2 separate regions of the Homo sapiens genome follow, and region 1 is linked to region 2. Evidence: chromatin contacts called from ENCODE Hi-C data. All regions are on one chromosome and are shown on one strand. The core of a region is the stretch at or near the end of the contact, and the rest is flanking DNA. Distances in the headings are between cores, read along the strand shown.

Region 1 (4,014 bases), core at 256-2,755, 3.2 Mb before region 2:
TGGACTTTCTTTACTTTCTTTTTAACAGGCCCATCATTTTCCAATGGTCTCTTCTTTCTTCTGTCAATTTCTGTAGCCTATATCGGGAAGGTTAGAAAATGATGTGTTATCTCTACTCTGAGAAGGCCTGACGTATGTGAAGCAATTTAAACCTTACAACTGAATGACAAGGTTCCTTGCCATCCACTCTTCAAAGAATCCTCTACTTTTAGCTCTGGAAAACCCTATGGGTGAACTGTTTTTAACACCATAAAAGACAAGGTAGAGTCTGATAGTCAGGAGCCTCAGCAACTCAAGCCGTGTTTAGAATTAATTGAAACCAAGGCTGCTACCGGTCTTGATTCAATGAGCCTTCAGCTTTCTCTAATTATAAAACTTGAATCACCCTACTTACATATGCTAAATAAAATACCTCTAAGAAATAAACAGTTATGTAGCAAAGGCACAGAGGGGAAAAGATAGGTAATAAAAGAACAGTATCATTTTTGACATGTTCACTGCAATTTAAGTGTTTCCTGTTTAAAAGGTTTATGTTCATCACTAAAGATGTGACAAGATTATGAATTTTTTCTTGGCAGAAAACTTGCCAAAAGCATACATAAGTCCTTCACCAGCTACCCTTTAAATGGTGGGTGCAAAATTTTGGTGAATTCATGAAAACGTAGCTCGTCCTCAAAAAAAACAGAAGAGGAGTAATCATTTTAAGGGAGAAATATATACGAAAGGAACAAGATTTTGAAGCACCCAAGCTGCCACCTACATTAAAACACGGTAGGTGGCTAAACACCAGTCTTCAATGCCCTTCCACAGCCTCAATCTGAAAAATACTGTGCAGGTGACCCAAGTGAGGGGTCACCCTTGGGCTTTTCCTGTGGCAGTATCTCTGGTTTAAAAACAAACAAACGTACTTATTGCGTTGAAGGATGGCAACAGGAAGGACTCCATGATTAGTCACATCTATACCATCCTAAGAAACTTTATCCACCCAAACTGTATTTCAGACTTTATAATCTAAACTACAAAAAGAGTTCACTGGGGAACTGCACAATATGACTGCTTTTAACCGTAGTGATTTCAAATATTGAGCCATGCTGTTGCAGTCTTAAAAACTGGAGACCTAAGGGCAGCTTTCTTCTAGTCACCCAATCCAGCACTTTTTTAAAAAATCAGTAAAACTCTTCGACCACCAAGGAAAAAAAAAAAGGATGGAGGTTAAAAGACGCACCCCTTGCCCACAAGCCCCCTCATCAGAATGGGAGTCAGGAGACCTGAGTTCCTGTCTCAGGCCTGCCATTAAAAACCTGCATAACCTTTGCCTATCTCCTCAAACGGAAGTACTAAAACCTCAGCGCTTCACCCAATTTGTAGCCCCGGCTGGGCTCTTCCCACCTTCCCCTTCTTCAGCCCGCCCCTTCCTCCTCCAGCCCTATCATCGGGCGGAGGGTCCCCGCCTCCGCCCGCCTTACCCACAAGCCCCGCCCCCCCAGCCCCGATGGCCCTGCCCAGTCCCAGACAGAACCTACTATGTGCGGCGGCAGCTGGGGCGGGAAGGCGGGAGCTGGGGGCGCTGGGGGCGCTGCGGCCGCTGCGGCCGCTGCAGCCGCTGCAGCGCCAGGGTCCACCTGGTCGGCTGCACCTGTGGAGGAGGAGGTGGATTTCAGGCTTCCCGTAGACTGGAAGAATCGGCTCAAAACCGCTTGCCTCGCAGGGGCTGAGCTGGAGGCAGCGAGGCCGCCCGACGCAGGCTTCCGGCGAGACATGGCAGGGCAAGGATGGCAGCCCGGCGGCAGGGCCTGGCGAGGAGCGCGAGCCCGCGGCCGCAGTTCCCAGGCGTCTGCGGGCGCGAGCACGCCGCGACCCTGCGTGCGCCGGGGCGGGGGGGCGGGGCCTCGCCTGCACAAATGGGGACGAGGGGGGCGGGGCGGCCACAATTTCGCGCCAAACTTGACCGCGCGTTCTGCTGTAACGAGCGGGCTCGGAGGTCCTCCCGCTGCTGTCATGGTTGGTTCGCTAAACTGCATCGTCGCTGTGTCCCAGAACATGGGCATCGGCAAGAACGGGGACCTGCCCTGGCCACCGCTCAGGTATCTGCCGGGCCGGGGCGATGGGACCCAAACGGGCGCAGGCTGCCCACGGTCGGGGTGGCCGACTCCCGGCGAGAGGATGGGGCCAGACTTGCGGTCTGCGCTGGCAGGAAGGGTGGGCCCGACTGGATTCCCCTTTTCTGCTGCGCGGGAGGCCCAGTTGCTGATTTCTGCCCGGATTCTGCTGCCCGGTGAGGTCTTTGCCCTGCGGCGCCCTCGCCCAGGGCAAAGTCCCAGCCCTGGAGAAAACACCTCACCCCTACCCACAGCGCTCCGTTTGTCAGGTGCCTTAGAGCTCGAGCCCAAGGGATAATGTTTCGAGTAACGCTGTTTCTCTAACTTGTAGGAATGAATTCAGATATTTCCAGAGAATGACCACAACCTCTTCAGTAGAAGGTAATGTGGGATTAAGTAGGGTCTTGCTTGATGAAGTTTACCAGTGCAAATGTTAGTTAAATGGAAAGTTTTCCGTGTTAATCTGGGACCTTTTCTCTTATTATGGATCTGTATGATCTGTATGCAGTTCCCAAGGTTCATTTACCATTATTAAAAAATTTTTGTCTTAGAAATTTTATGTATGTCAACGCACGAGCAAATTATCAGGCATGGGGCAGAATTGGCAGCTGGGTGGAGGCTTCGGTGGAGGTGAGCACTCCGAAAGGAAAACAGAGTAGGCCTTTGGAACAGCTGCTGGAAGAGATAAGGCCTGAACAAGGGCAGTGGAGAAGAGAGGGTAAAAATTTTTTAAGGTTACATGACCCTGGATTTTGGAGATCTCGAATTTAAAGGTGATGCACCAGGGATGAACGCTCAGATTTTCAGTTTGAAAGCTGGCGTGACATGTAAAGGAGTGGAGAATAATGTACCATTGTAATGATGAGGCGCCTCTAGGACATCTAGGATAATTTCAGGCGTGGGGATCTAGGTGAATTGAACTGTTGGAGGGAAGGGAATAACCAAGGAAAAGAATGTGGGGGTTGAGAGATGCCCCGTTTAAAACCTAAGAGACCTGGATATTTATGGTTGTAAGAGGAGGCATGGCAGAGGAAATGGAAACAGTAAGAAAGGAGCAGATGCTGCATCTCTTTAATGGGACAGATACAAGGCATTTGGGTTTGACACTTAGGTCACTGGTAGAGATGATGACAAGAGCCCGTAGCTAAAGAATTGATAAAAGCCAGTCTCAAAAATCCCAATATAGTCTGGTAATGTTAATGTTTCTTTGGTTCAGATAGCTGACTCTCAAAGTTATTTTCCTAAGAAACTGAACCAAAAGTGGACGCTATATGTAAAAAGTTTTTATAGAAGTGTTATAAGAGTAGGATAGAGACATAATTAAACATGTTTTAAGGTAATTGAGTGGAACATTAAGCACCTATTTTTAAAAGTATGATTTAATATCAATCTACAAAGTACACAAATATAATACAATTGTATCAGACAGTTGTGACAGCACTGATTAGAGGCTGAACATTATTCTAAGTCTTTAATTCCCACAACAACCCTAGAAGCAGGAACTATTGTTATCTCTATTTTATAGATAAAGTAAACCACAAGGGGTTAACACGTTTTGTCTTGTGGGTGACAAAATGCATTCAACTTGAGCACTTTGACTCAGAATCTTTTTTTTTTTTTTTTTTAAGAGGGAGTCTTGCTCTGTCGCCCAGGCTGGAGTGCAGTGGCGCGATCTCCGCTCACTGCAAGCTCCGCCTCCCGGGTTCACACCATTCTTCTGCCTCAGCCTCCTGAGTAGCTGGGACTACAGACGCCTGCCACCACACCTGGCTAATTTTTTGTATTTTTAGTAGAGACGGGGTTTCACCGTGTTAGCCAGGATGGTCTCGATCTCCTGACCTCGTGATCTGCCCATCTTGGCCTCCCCAGAATCTTTACTATGTCATACACAATTGCAAATGATTAAAACTAAATA
Region 2 (3,579 bases), core at 669-3,168:
CTTTTGTATTTAGCTTATTTTTTGTAGTAAATGTTTTGATTCCCTGATCATTTCCATTTATGTATATTTTACAGGTATTTTTGTGTTTACCATGAGAATTACATTTAACATCCTAACGTTATAACAATCTCATTTTAATTTATACCAACGTAACTTCAATAGCATACAAAGACTCTGCTCCTATATTGCTCCACCCCCACCCTTTCTATTGATGCCACAAATTACATCTTTATACATTGTGTGCCCAATAATATACTAATCTTGTAAAAAATTCTTTCTTAGCTGTCCTAAGAGGAACCAAGGGAGGAAGTGTTCAACCCTGGACCAGTGCTTTAAAGCATCAGCAGAATGTCCCTTACATCAGAGTAATGTGGCATTGGGCAAACCCTAAAGAGCATGGGGCAAACCCTAAAGAATGTGGATAATCAGAAGAATAAAATGTAGGCTATTTGGGCAACCACATTGTCTCACGTGAAGATATTCCTTCCAGAACTGAACTCCTGATGTCTCTGAGTTTTGTTTTACTTAAAGATAAGTCCCTCTTTCCCAGGGGATAGTCTCTGTTTTGGTCTGTCTTCAACTGTATGCAGACTGCAATTTGGGGCTAGCACACAGAAGGCAACATGCTCCTGATCCTTGGGAGTGTGTTCTTGCCGAGTGCACTCAAAAGGAATACAAAGATGAATTATAGGAGATCCGAGTTCCAGAGGGACTGTAAGTTTGTGTAGCTGCTCACAACCAACTTAGCTTAAAGTGGGATGTATGGCTCTCTCTTATTGGTGACTGGGACATTATGCCTTGTCCCTCCAGAGCAGCATTTTATGTGATTCCTTTCTGCTTCTCTAGTGCATCTGTGTCCAATACATGTTTGCTGAATTAATGCATTAGTTGGGACATTTGTAGATTCCCTACAACAATTTACTGCTAGGAGGATTATTTGAACCTAATACATATGCAAATATATATATTTATACTTTTGCAAACATGATATGTATAAGTAGTTCCTAGACCAGTGATTTTCAGACCTTGCTACTCATCAGAATCACCTGAGGAGCCTTCCCAAAACCCCGATTCCTACGTCCCAACCACAAAGATTATTTTAATGAGTCTGAGGTGGAAGCCAGGAATCTACATTTTCAAAAGCTACCCAGGTAATTCTGATATGCAGTCAGCATAGATAACCACAGCCCTTTGACTACCTAAGAAAATGTAGTAGTCAAAAAAAGGTATATGAACTGCCTTCTATTCTTTAGGGAGATTCTATGTTAATATAGCATACGGTCAAGAACACTACCAATGTAGCCACTTCCTAGCTGTTATCTTTAGACAAATTACCTAATCATTCAGAGCTTTAGTTTCTTGATGTGTAAAATAGAGGATATAGGTTTACCATGAGGATTTATGTAAAGCCTTAGCACAGTAGCTGTACTATAGCACACAGTAAATGTTGGCCGGATTTATTCGGCTGTACACATGAGCCACTGGATTTGTCTGGATGCAGAAGTCTACTGCGGTACACCTTCTTCAGCAAGCTCTTGGGAAAGCAGGGGAGATTTCCTGGTACCCTAGGAAGTGGAGGATACTAAAGCCATGTCACAGGGAGGGGCATTATTCTTCGTGCGCGCTTGCTCGCCGGGGTCGGGTTGCTGCTCCGCGCGCGTCCACCAGGGGCCGCTCGAGCTACCTAAGCTCCGTGCGCTACCCGGCGGCGCTCCCGCGCGTGCTCACTCGGAGCAGCGCGCGCCCCGCAATCGCCGCAGCCGCCCCCGCCGTCGGCCGCCGCACCCCAAGCGACTGCCCAAACTAAGCCTCCGTGGCTGGGTACGGGAGCGCTTTGGGGACAAAAATTCTCCCTCAACTGTGGTCTGCATTCCTTCGGCCCGTGGGCTGATCTGGGGCGGGAAGTATTAGCGTCTCAGTTGCGCTGCAGCCGGGGAGGAAGGAGGAGGCCGAGCCTGGGGCGGAGTTTGGGCTGACTGGGGCTGGACCGGGCAAGACGCCGCCGCTGCCCGGATGTTGCGATGGCTGATCGGGGGAGGCCGAGAACCGCAGGGACTGGCCGAGGTAAACCCCGGGTGGGTCTGCTCTGCGTCCGTCGAGCTTGCTGGAGGGGCGGCTTCGTTCCGGTTCGGCCTTCCTGGGTTCCGACCGCGGGGACCCGGGCGGAGGCGGGGCTGGCTGCTGAGCTCGTGCCACGCGCTGTTCTCACGACGGTGGGGGCGGAGGGCGCGGGAGCCGGAGCTCCTCAGACCCGGCGGGACCCCAGGCGCACCCTGGAGCTGCAGACCCCCGGCCCCGTCCCACGGCTAGCTGAATCGTGAGATCCTGGCTCAGGGACGCTCAGCTGGTCAGCAGTCCTATTGGGACCTGTGACAACTTAGGGCTTCTGGCTACCGAAACTATCTTCATTTCCACTTAAAAAGTATACGATTTAGCTAGAAACGAACGAGTTGTGACCGCAGCTTTCCACTTTTGGTTTATTTGAATTGGTGTCTCTTCCTGGCGTCTACTGATACTTGGTCAGGGAATATAAAATTAATTTACTTATCCAACAACCGAAAAAGGATATAATTATTTTTAAAAAGTAATCTGCTTCAAGGTCAAGAACATGATTTTCTAATTAACTGCTGTTTTTGGTTTCATAGTCACACTTTCTTCATGGGCCCGAATAATTGAATAGACCGTGTGTAATGAAATTTACATTTGAAATGTGAATAAAATAATTTTTGCAGTCTTGGAAATTTTGAGGTCCCAAATTTATTTCGTATGCCACACAAGAACTTTCATGCGCGTCCGTGTGAAGAGACCACCAAACAGGCTTTGTGTGAGCAATAAAAGCTTTTAATCACCTGGGTGCAGGCGGGCTGAGTCCGAAAAGAGAGTCAGCGAAGGGAGATAGGGGTGGGGCCGTTTTATAGGATTTGGGTAGGTAAAGGAAAATTACAGTCAAAGGGGAGTTGTTCTCTGGCGGGCAGGAGTGGGGCAAGGTGCTCAGGGGAGCTTTTTGAGCCAGGATGAGCCAGGAAAAGGACTTTTACAAGGTAATGTCATCACTTAAGGCGAGGACCGGCCATTTTCACTTTTGTGGTGGAATGTCATCAGTTAAGGCGGGGCAGGGCATTTTCACTTCTTTTGTGATTCTTCAGTTATTTCAGGCCATCTGGGCGTATATGTGCAAGTCACCGGGGATGCGATGGCTTAGCTTGGGCTCAGAGGCCTGACAAGAACAGAATTTGTGAATTGCATTTTATTTCTCATAAGAAGTATTTGTTTAGATTGTTAAAAGTAAGAAATTGGATTGTTGAGAGTAGGCAGTCTTCTCAATTTTAACTTCCGCATGTCTTTGCAGTTGACGGTATTGTCTGTTTTTAAAAATTTCTTATTTCAGATTAATCCTAAATCCTTGAGATTGTGGATTATTGAATAGCCATATATGGTATATACGACATTTTGGATAATTCTGTTTTAACCTGGTTCTTTGGTTAATCATGTTATTTGCTTAACCAGGTCTCCCATTCCTGGCAAGTTTTCATTGGAGGAGAAGCAGTTTATATAGTTTTCAAATTTCTCACCACAATC

The links. Hi-C counts contacts between places; a loop is a spot of excess contacts on that map. Pooled maps may share reads with other maps.
Region 1: a loop to region 2 is called in a map of B cell, with 22 times the contacts of the local background. The contact joins the promoter of DHFR here to the promoter of WDR41 in region 2. A Hi-C loop is called at or near these places in 2 of 168 maps with a recorded cell type or tissue (B cell and naive thymus-derived CD4-positive, alpha-beta T cell) and 7 of 50 pooled maps.

What each region holds. Positions count from the first base shown.
Region 1 is chr5:80,652,474-80,656,487 of GRCh38, reverse strand. DHFR (dihydrofolate reductase) reads left to right here and starts at 1,505. Exons shown (of 6, transcript NM_000791.4): 1 at 1,505-2,084; 2 at 2,431-2,480. The coding sequence starts at 1,999. MSH3 (mutS homolog 3) reads right to left here and starts at 1,836. Exons shown (of 24, transcript NM_002439.5): 1 at 1,524-1,836; 2 at 1-77. The coding sequence starts at 1,760. RefSeq lists an enhancer at 1,215-1,983 and a silencer at 1,401-2,010.
Region 2 is chr5:77,490,655-77,494,233 of GRCh38, reverse strand. WDR41 (WD repeat domain 41) reads left to right here and starts at 1,918. Exons shown (of 13, transcript NM_018268.4): 1 at 1,918-2,064. The coding sequence starts at 2,014. RefSeq lists silencers at 1,613-1,752, 2,193-2,412 and an enhancer at 1,533-2,456.